2 separate regions of the Homo sapiens genome follow, and region 2 is linked to region 1. Evidence: chromatin loops called from intact Hi-C (ENCODE). Cell type or tissue: gastrocnemius medialis. All regions are shown on one strand. Each heading gives the region's core, and the rest is flanking DNA. Links, peaks and the distances in the headings are about the cores only. Region 1 overlaps NISCH (nischarin). Region 2 overlaps PBRM1 (polybromo 1).

What was found. Hi-C counts contacts between places; a loop is a spot of excess contacts. Peaks named below come from ENCODE experiments on the same cell type or tissue, not always from the same donor. Only the 100,000 strongest peaks of a DNase experiment are listed, where the experiment ranks them.
Region 2: a loop joins it to region 1, with 6 times the contacts of the local background. A loop is called at or near these places in 3 of 110 quality-filtered maps.

What each region holds. Positions count from the first base shown.
Region 1 is chr3:52,468,864-52,474,240 of GRCh38, forward strand. It overlaps NISCH (nischarin), which reads left to right. Exons shown (of 21, transcript NM_007184.4): 4 at 1,996-2,044; 5 at 2,951-3,114; 6 at 3,440-3,535; 7 at 4,871-4,966. Among named protein-coding and RNA genes, the nearest start is that of NISCH, 16 kb to the left of the region's middle. RefSeq lists an enhancer at 2,371-2,871. In gastrocnemius medialis, for the core only: a CTCF peak has its summit at 3,269 (motif pointing right); DNase peaks (open chromatin) are centred at 2,818 and 3,278; H3K27ac peaks cover 3,550 bases.
Region 2 is chr3:52,604,519-52,609,895 of GRCh38, forward strand. PBRM1 (polybromo 1) reads right to left here. Exons shown (of 32, transcript NM_001405607.1): 18 at 4,795-5,377. Among named protein-coding and RNA genes, the nearest start is that of UQCC5, 71 kb to the left of the region's middle. In gastrocnemius medialis, for the core only: no CTCF peak of the experiment used is centred there; a DNase peak (open chromatin) is centred at 2,333; H3K27ac peaks cover 3,697 bases.

The sequences.
Region 1 (5,377 bases), core at 344-5,343:
ATTGTGGAGTGAGAGAAGAGGCCCAAGAAGTCATGAAGGATAAAAAAAAATTAGAGGTTAAACAATGTAAAAATGAAAAACCTCTGTCAGAAAAAGCACCATGAACAAAGGTAAAAGGTATATGCAGACTGGGAGGAAATGTTTACAACATATAAACCACCATTAAAATGGCCACAGTGTATAAAAGATAAGAAAGAGACAAACAACCCAAGAGAAAAACAGGAAAAGGACACCCTGTCTCCTGTGTCTTTAGAATCCCATAAACACGTGAATTGCTTGTCCTGGTGGAAGCGATGTTCCCAATGTTCCTGTGAGTTATGAGGATTATGCAGCCTCCATCTGGAGCTGTTTACGAAAAGGCCTGTTGGCTGCCATCTGTCGATGAGTTAAAATTCCTACCTGTGGGATGTGGGGGTGGGGGGCTGAGGGCCTTGGGGGCACTGCCAACCCCACAGTTATTACACTGAACTGCTGAGGCAACGGGTTTCATATGCAGAGGCCCAAGGCCAAGGGCTTGAGTGTGGCTTTGCTGGTTTTTAGCCATGTAAAATTGAGGGTGTCGGCGCTTGTCCACCTCAGGTTGTTCATTTGTGAAACGGAGCTCAAGATAGAAGCTTCCGTTGCTGGGTGCAGTGGTTCACACCTGCAATCCCAACAACTTGGGAGGCCGAGGTGGGGGGATCTCTTGAGGCCAGAAGTTCAAGACCACCCTGGGCAACATAGTGAGACCCTGTCTCTACAAAATATTTTCTTAAAAATTAGTTGGTTGGCTAGGGGCAGTGGCTCATGCCTGTAATCCTGGCACTTTGGGTGGCTGAGGCAGGGTGGATAACTTGAGGACAGGAGTTTGAGATCAGCCTGGCCAACATGGTGAAACCCTGTCTCTACTAAAAATGCAGGAATTAGCTGGGCATCTTGGCACATGCCTGTACTACCAACTACTTGGGAGGCTGAGGCAGGAGAATCTCTTGAACCTGGGAGGCAGAGGTGGCGGTGAGCCGAGATTACACCACTGCACTCTAGCCTGGGCAACAGAGCAAGACTCCGTCTCAAAAAAGAAAAAAAAAAAAAAAAGCAGGTTGTGCTGATGCACACCTATAGTCCCAGCTACTTGGGAGGTTGAGGCAGGAGGATTACTTGGGCCCAGGAGTTCCAAGCTGCAGTGAGCTATGGTCATACCATTGCACTCCAGCCTGAGTGACAGAGCAAGACCCTGTCTCTATTTAAAAAAAAAAAAAAAAAAAGCAGTTATCGCTTTTCCTCTTGTAGGATGTTGGGAGGATTCAGGAGCCTTCAGTGGCTCAGGGCATGACCCAGTATGAATTAGGATCCAAGCGTGTTGTTTGTATGACTGGGGGCTTGGCCTTGTCCTGCCCTTCATCACATCATTTAAAAAGGAAATCCTTCCCGCTTCTTTCTTGGGACCCTGGGGCTGAGTGTTACTGTTGTGAATCTGGAAGGGATGAACACAAGAAGAAAACAAGTGTTCACTCTTTTCCTGAGACACATTTGAAACGTGAGAGGAAGTGGAAATGGTCATTCCCAGGGAGGGTTAGCTCTGGGTGGTCCTTCATCCCACCAGGGTGATAAGAGCCTCTCTTCCAGAAAAAACAGGACTTTTCTCTCTGCCACACCCTCTCCTAGGAACACCCAGAGCCAGTTTTGGGAGCTGCTGGCTTCCCAAAAGCCCTTAGAGTAATGCAGCTCTGCTGGCCTCCTGGGCTACAGTGCCCTTGGCCCTATGGACTGGAGTCGCAGCATTAGGCTGATTTCCCTTCTGCTTTGGAGGAGACATTTCAGGTATCCACATAACTAGAATACTTAGTTTCCCTTTCTAAGCTTCTTGCTTCATTGTAGGTTTATGCCCTCCTTTCTTTAGTTTAACTTCCTAGAGAGATGGCACTGGCACAACAGAGGGGATAGATAGCGGGGAATGTGACCCCAGGGACTGGGGTCAGGTGGACTTTCTAAGGGCAAATTTTGTGTTCTCTGCAGGAGATAAATGGCATCACCGCGGCACTGGCTGAAGAGCTCTTTGAGAAAGGTATGTGGCCACATGTCCCTGAAATACTGAGCATAAGTTGTGTAGTTTTATGAGGCGGCCAGAGGCACAGGATGGCATAGAAGTCACTCTGGAGCCCACCTACCTCCCCTGTAGGTGGCCAGGTCTGAGGAGCTGTGGTCCTTCAGTACTCTTGAGTACCATGTCAGGGGCTCAGCCCAGACTTGGGCTGTGTTCCAAAGCGCTGTGGTGGGTGCTGGAAGGTGGGTAGCACACTGCTCCCTCGCACCTGGTTTGTGCTTACCTGAAAGGGCTCAGATGGCAGATAGAAGCTGACCCTGGGTCCCATCCCTGCCAGAGAGCACAGTTATAGTAGCTCATGTGTGATGAATGCTTCCTGTTTGCATCTTACTGCCTTCCCCCAGGAGCCACAGGTATAGGGAAGGATACGGGGTCAGCGGCCCAGTCACCAGCCTGAGGGCACATGGCTGGGAGGAGTGGAGCGAGGACCAAGCAGCAGTCAGTTGGGCTCAGAACCCATCCTGCTTCCAGGCTCTGCACCACGCTGGCACCATAGGCCTGCGCCTGACCTGGGTGTTTGCATTTCGGAGGTTGCAGCATAGGTGTGTCACCCAGAATGCTGTCCCTCTCCGCAGCCTCACTCTGGCCCAGTGCCTTTGGTCTCGACTCGGCCTCACTCCTCCCTCAGTGGCTCCCCAGCCTCACAGCCCCACAGCCCTGCCCTCCTCTGTCATCACATGTCTAGGGTTGCCCTGTGCCTAGCAGGCACCCAGGAGGGCAGCAGCTCCTGCATGCCCAGGGCGCTGGCTTTGCCCTGACACAGTGGGTGCTTGCCAACTGCTTGTTGACAGAAAAGGTGGAAATCCTGGCTGCACGAGGGCTGGGGCTGCGGCTGGACACTTATCCTTCAGGGCATGGCTCTTGCAGGAGAACAGCTCCTGGGGGCCGGCGAGGTCTTTGCCATTGGACCCCTGCAGCTGTATGCCGTCACGGAGCAGCTGCAGCAGGGAAAGCCCACGTGCGCCAGTGGGGATGCCAAGACCGACCTCGGGCACATCCTGGACTTCACCTGTCGCCTTAAGTACCTTAAGGTAAAGCTGCAGCAGCTCAGTCATGGAGAGCCCCGCAGTCGGTGGGGGTGCAACCTGCGGGGGACTGGCTGGCAGTTTGTGTGAAGGAGACCATGGGGGACTGTTGGTGGAAGGAAGGCCGCCCGGTTATTCTTGGCACTATGCTTCTGGCTGTGGGCACCAGGGGGCGGTCGTGACCCAGTGTCCCGTTAAATTAAGTCCTGGCCTGAGCCTGCTTTGTTGAAGACAGAAGTGGTCAAAGTTGTCTTCAACTTGTCAGCTGCTGCAGCACTCCCCGATGGGCATGCGACACTGTTCCCAATTTAAGCCTTATCTTTGGCTTCAGGTTTCTGGCACAGAAGGACCTTTTGGGACCAGCAACATTCAGGAGCAGCTCCTGCCGTTCGACCTATCAATATTCAAGTCCCTGCATCAGGTGGAGGTAAGGCCCAGCGCTGCACAGCATCCTCTCGCTCCCAACTCAGAGGCTAGAGAGTGTTTGTGATGTTGGGTGTCCTAATTTAATCATAAGGTGCTGTGCTTTCGTGTTTGGCAGTATGTGACAGGTTCTGCGTAGGTGACCAGGCCCTCTGAAGGCGGAGAAAGAGAGGCCTCTCCTGTCCCTGGCTGGTCTGCACACACCTTCCCTGGCGTGAGCTGCAGGGGCGGTTAGCCAGGGTGGAGCACCAGCACCTGGCTCATTCTAGGACTCCTCATAGGGGCAGGGGGCATGTGTACCTCAAGTTCAAGTCCTGGGAAGTCATCCTGGGGGTCAGACAGAACTAAATACAAGTCTGTATTTCCCAAGGCCGATTGGCAAAGAGCTTTGAAGATGCCCTGCCCTCTGGGGCACCCACACAAGAAACACTCTGCATCTGTCACTACTGGACTCTTTGGTTTGCGATGCCAATTTTAGCATTTTTGAAAAGAAAAGTCAGTAATGAATACAAAAAAAGTTTTAAAGCATAATTTTTTGAGCATGGCTTTTGTGTTCTGCCCTGTGGCCCCATGTCTCCTTGATTGAATCTTCCCAACAGCCCCGTGAAGAGGGCACTTTTATTTCCATTTTACAGTTGGGGAAACTGAGGCTTGGGCAGATAAGGAAGTTTGGCCAGGGCCACACAGTTAATGAGCGGAAACCTGGGATTTGAATTCAGCTGAGACTGCCTCCAGAGCCTCTGCTGTGCACTGGGCTGTTCCGTCTACAGTGGTCTAGGGAAACTTGTGGTGTGCCCTGCTGCCGATTGAGGACAGGGAAGTGAAGGGGAAACCCGACCCAGCCCTGCCAAGCAGGCTGAGGCTCTGGATCTGGGTCTTGGGTGTGCTTGGGCAGGTGGCTTGGGGAGTGTGCTTTGACCTGTGGCCTGCCCCTCCTCACCACAAGACAGCTCAGTTCCATGGAGTGGGGGCTGGGTGAACAGGAGGATCCACCCCACTCGCTGTGCTGTGGAGGCCCCTTGTTCTCCCCAGCAGTTTCCATGACCCACACTTTATGTTCACCTGCCAAGCCCCAGGCAGCCCTTACAGAGGAAATGGAATTTGTGGTCCATTGTGAGTCTGAGGGGCCAGGCACCTTTCTTACTAGATACTTCAGGGAATGTTTGGTCGGCACTGACACTGGGAAAAAGAGACACTTTGGTCTTGAGTGGCCTCCCATCTCTGAGGATTTGGGTTGCCTGTCATTGTGCTTTTGTATGGGGGTAGGAAACACCTGCATCTGGGGACTTCTGACGGAGCAAGGATTCTGTTTCTGAGATGCAGCTGTTCTTTGTTCCAGATAAGTCACTGTGATGCTAAGCACATCAGAGGGCTGGTCGCATCGAAGCCCACCTTAGCCACGCTGAGTGTCCGCTTCTCAGCAACCTCGATGAAGGTAAGCTTCACCTATATCCTGCCTGGGGCAATGTCTGTGGATCAGGGTCCTGGGCTGTGGTCTCCACCACTAAGGATGGGTGAGGACACTGCTATGTCTATCAGTATTCAGAGGCTGGACCTTCTGTGGGGTAGGCAGACACTCATGGGGGGCCTCCCAGCACTTGACAGCCCCTGGGACACTTTAGTTCACATCTGCATAAAAAGTTCGTGTTGTTAACAGGACATTTTAAGGAACTTGGCTTCTTTCCCCAAAAAATAAAAAATGTCATTGGTGTTTTTGTGTTGTTTTGTTTTTGTTTTGAGCTAGAGTCTTGCTCTGTGGCCCAGACTGGAGTACAGTGGTATGATCTCAGCTCCCTGCAACCTCTACCTCCTGGGGTCAAGCGATTCTCCTACCTCAGCCTCCCAA
Region 2 (5,377 bases), core at 102-5,101, 140 kb after region 1:
AGCAAGACGCTGTCTCAACAAAAAAGTAGCCTGGCATTGGGGTACACACTTGCAGTCCTAGCTATCCGGGAAGCTGAGGCGGGAGGGTCACTTGAGCCCAGGAGTTCAAGGGTGCAGTAAGTTATGATGGCACCGCTGCATTCCCACTCTGGGCAACAGAGCAAGACCCTGTCTGTTAAAAAAAAAAAAATCAATAAACAGGCCAGTTGTGGTGGCTCACACCTACAATCCCAGCACTTTGGGAGGCCAAGGTGGGCCAAAATGGTGAAACCCAGTCTCTGCTGAAAATACAAAAACTGATGGTGCACACATGTAATCTCAGCTACTCAGGAGGCTGAGGCAGGACAATCACTTGAACCCGGGAGGTGGAGGTTGCAGTGAGCCAAGATCGCGCCGCTGCACTCTAGTCTGGGCAACAGAGTGAGTGAGACTCTGTCCCAAAATAAATAAATAAATAAATAAATAAATAAATAAAATGTGGGGAGTGGGCAAAATAAACTTCAGACTTTAGAATTTTGACTGGAGGAAATTTTATTACTGTTTCTAGTACCACTGTGGTCTGAGGAAGGTTTACATACAATTGTTTTTATTTCATTTTATTTTGAGGCTGGGTCTTGCCCTGTCACCCAGACTGGAGTGCAGTGGCGTGATCACAGCTCACCATAGCCTCAACTTCTTGGGCTCAGGCTGGCTAATTTTAAAATTTTTTGTAGCAACAGGGTGCTCCCTGTGTTGCCCAGGCTGGTCTCGAACTCCTGGCCTCGAGTGATCCTCCCTCTTCAGCCTTCCAAAGTGCTTAAATTACAGATGTGAGCCACCACACCTGGCTGGCATAAATCAAATTCTATTAACTAAGAATACCAGAGTCTAAAAACTTATTCACAAAACTAACCACAAAGGTCTTAGCAGTTACAGAGACATTCTGGTCAGAGGAGTGTGGCCAAGTAGGCCACCTACTGATACATGCCACTAGAGCATCAAACTTCAGAGAGGTCCCCAGAATGCTGCTCCCATCAGCAAAGGTGAACTGACAAACAATTAAAAGACACGATCAATAATCTAAATGGGTGTTTCCGGAAAGTCTCTTTTTTTTTTTTTTTTGAGATGGAGTTTCGTTCTTGTTGCCCAGGCTGGAGTACAGTGGTGCGGTCTCAGCTCATTGCAACCTCTGCCTCCCAGGTTCAAGCGATTCTCCTGCCTCAGCCTCTCAAGTAGCTGGGATTATAGGCACCTACCACCATGCCTGGCTAATTTTTGTACTTTTAGTAGAAACGAGGCTTCACCATGTTGGCCAGGCTGGTCTCGAACTCCTGACCTCAGGTGATCCGCCCGCCGTGGCCTCCCAAAGTGCTGGGATTACAGGTGTGAGCCACTGTGTCCGGCCTTGGAAAGGTTTTAAATATCTTTTGGGGTCATAGAAATGCTAATACTTGTAGGAAAGCAATAAAAATAAAACTTACCAAGGGAAGACACCCCTGAAACACTTTTTTTTTCTTCTTGAGACACAGTCTCACTCTGCTGCCCAGGCTGGAGTACAGTGGCACGATCATGGCTCACTACAGTCTCAATCTCCTGGCTCAAGCAATCCTCCCACCTCAACCTCTCGAGTAGCTGGGACTATAGGCATATGTCACCAAGCTTGGCTGATTTTTTAAATTTTATTTTAAGTAGAGCTAAGGAAGGTCTTGCTATATTGTCCAGACTGGTCTCAAGCTCCTGAGTGCAAGCCATCCTCCCACCTTGGGCTCCAAAAGTGCTGGGATTACAGGTGTGAGCCACTGTACCTGGCCCCTAAAACATAATTTTATGTTTGTTTTCTGAATGAAGATATTTGAATTCTGTTCACTTGAAATTAAAGTTCATTTTATAATAGTGTACAATTTTAAGTATAAAAAGTGAAAATTTCTGTAAATTAAAAGTAAAAAATTTTTGTAAAATTTTTGTAAATACCTTTCATGGTATACTAAAAGGGCAGATCATAATTCCATCATATCGCATGGTTTAGAAATGAACATTCTGTACAAGAGTCACTAAACACCTAGTATATGCTTTTGTTTATTCAAAGCATTATAAAGAATTTATTAGTCTACGAGGTCAGGTATTCATTGAATGTGCAGGAACATAAACGCAAGCTGGAAAAAGAACTCTAAATTCCCCTCAATTGGTAATCTTTTTATATAAGGCAGACATTCAGCAAAAGGAAATAATTAAGAATACAGGAGGCTCTTAATGCTTCCCTTGTTCATCTTCCCACAGGTCTCTTTTACCTGCAAGGGGATCAGAGTGTTTAGTCTGGGAATACTGCCAGCAGTTTAGGAAAGCCAGCAGCCAACTGGCATGAGTCAGCACTGTGCTGTTACTAAATACTGTTGATGGACAAACTATTGTCACCTGAGTGAATTTTTCTCTTGTTACGTCTCACTGTTCAGATTCCTTCTATTTTAGCCTGTGAAGTCCTAGGTGATGTTGGGTAGCAGTGGTGGGTAGGGGTAGGGGTAAATGGTGATGAAGCATGAAGACTCTTAGAGATCAACATGGAAATCTACGGTATGTAGACTTCATTGAATTTATGAACTAATATTTCTGGGATGCCTAGCTTTGTTACTGATAATATAGTAGATAAAGGCATAGTTTATCATTCACTAAATTGATGCATCTCCATCAATTCTTATTAAGTACTTATTCTTAATAAGTACTATAAGCAATCACAATACTATCTTTGTTCACAAAGTTAAGAATGGCTCCCCGTATGTTTTTCTTTAAAAAATTTTTCCTAACTACTAAATTACCAGGGATCCCTTTTGTTTTTCAACAAAGCTCTGGGCATGAGGGTAAAACTGTGTGCATCACTATCTCATAAAAATACACCTTGGACTCTATCTTCCAGGCCTCAAAAGCAAAAAACAACCATGTCAACAATGGGAGAATGAAAAGAGCTAATTTCCTAGAGATACAAATCTTAATTCTTAAAATAAACATTTCATCTATAAGACATAAACGAAGTTCCTAATAATCTAGAAGACAAATACTCATTGAAAGACTCACAGAACTAACACCAAGATGTAATGGGGCTAAGCAGGGAGGAGAGGAAGGGAGGGGTATTAGACTTAAGGACTACTTAAGCCAAGAACAAGAACAGAAAGAAGTCTAAGCTACATGAAAGCAGAGTTTGTTTTGCCCACTGGTGTATTACATGCATCTAGAATATGCTCATTAAGTAGCCTCTCAATAAATATGTGTTGAATAAATGAGTAACTCCAAGAGTTTTTGACTGCAAGATGTCCCTCCATCCTTCTCTTTATTTCTACTCAATTGCTGAAGAACCATATTATTAAGGACCATTTCTTAAAAGTGTCACACATGGGCCTCACCAAACTGGCCCCAACTCTATCCCTGTCTCTTAAACATATCATATTCATTTCCTAACTCCATTTCTTTGCTCATAACATTCATCTTATTTGAAATATCCTCTGGCCTATTCATTTGAACCCTACCTATCATCCCATGCCTTTTAAGGAGAACTGTGGCCCACAGAGTTCCTTACATCACCATCTTTACTAAATATAAGGTTGTGGCATGTTGTCTCATGTGTGGAATTATTTTTCCCTTAAGCGTAAGTCCTGGCCCATCCATCAGACTTCAAGCTTTTAGAGCACAGAGCTCAAGGCTTATCATCTATGGCCGTGCTCCATGACTTGTCCTGGTAACTGGCTCAGGAGTAGCCCTCTGCAGTGGAGAGCAAGACAAGTCACATCATTTACTAGTTGTAAGACTATGGGTAACTTTTCTCTGCCTATGCCTCTAATTCTTTCACATGCAAACTGAAAAGATTATCACTTATCTAGAATGGCTATCATAAGGGTTAGAGATTGCCTTCATAAAGTGCTTAGCATGGTGCTTTACGAAGAGCTGGTGCTTAACACAAGCAGCAAATGTTACTATGTTTTTTTTCTTTTATTTGCAAAGACACTGAAAGCAAACATTACTACTTGCTTTTCTTTAAAGGTTCAGAGCAAATTCTGATTTCATAGATTCCCCAGCTGGCATTACACTGCCTGAAGGTCTAGTTCTAAACATGATAGGCTGTAAGCTCCAGGAAGGTAAGGTTTGTATCTTTTTTTTTTTTATATTTTTCCAACTGTCTCTAAGTGCACATATAAAATACACTGTAATTGCTGAATTTAATAGTCAAGTCTGCTATTGACATGTAGCAACGATATATCACAGATAAAAATTAGAAGGAAATTTAAGTTTAAAGTAAATCTAAATTTGATTGCTTCTTTTAGAACATTTAATGTCTTCAGCAAGCTCTTAAGGTGAGAAACCTGAGATTAAAAAAAAAAAAGAAACCCTCTGAGGTACTTAAAATGGTGATCAAATTTCTATCAGTCTAACCTCAGGACAACACCTTAGAGCTATTTTATTTAAAGCATTCGTGCACTGAAGCCAAACCTTAAAAGAAAAACGCTGTTACTATTTCCAATTAGAAACATTTATCTTTTTAAAAAACACATTCTATGAAAGGCTGTATTTTAAGTTTATGCTTTTCAAGAGATTTTCAATTTTGTCTTCCTCCTCACTGGCCTTAAACTAGATGACTTAGTGGTGTGCCTTCTCTCCCCCACAGAATATACTCACTCTTAAGAAGTTCTGGCTGATTAGAATTCAGAATAGCATGCTACCAACTACAAATCATGTATGTAAGTGGAAATAGTACATCAAAGCAATATTCTTTCATCTGTTTTGTATTAAATAGCACATATCCTCAAAATAAAAATGGCTTTGAAAACATACCGATTCATCCTTCTTGCTCGTTCCAATACTTCAAACATATGCTCTTGAAATAAATCAAGCCGACGGTAGCGATTATTTTCAACATTCTTCCTAATTATGTCAAATGTAAGGGGTGGTTTGTTAGGAAAGTTGGGATCCACAGCAGGAATTTCTGCTAAAGAATCGCTGTAGCATCTTCCCTCATCATCCTGATGACTCATGACTGACACAAAAAGATTGTGGATAAGCTCTTGAATCAGCAAAGTCACATTTGGGACATGAGAGTCCTCATCTCCCTCCAGGTCTCTGCGTGTTTCAAGCAGGACTTTGTGTAGAACAAGAGCATCTTTGTAGATCAAAGACTCCGGCTCATTGTATGTACAGGCATTATTAAACATCATGACAAAGTCCTCAACCATAGAGTCAATATCTTGGTACTTGTTGGCCATCATGTGACTTCGAATTTTTTCCATGTCCATGGGCTTTTTAATAGTCAGATAGTAGTCAGGCAACTCAGATCTAGAGGGAAGCCTCAGAAATATGGCACTGAGGCGGCGACCCCTCTTATCAGTATAGTTCTTTACAGCTTCATAGACCTCATTTA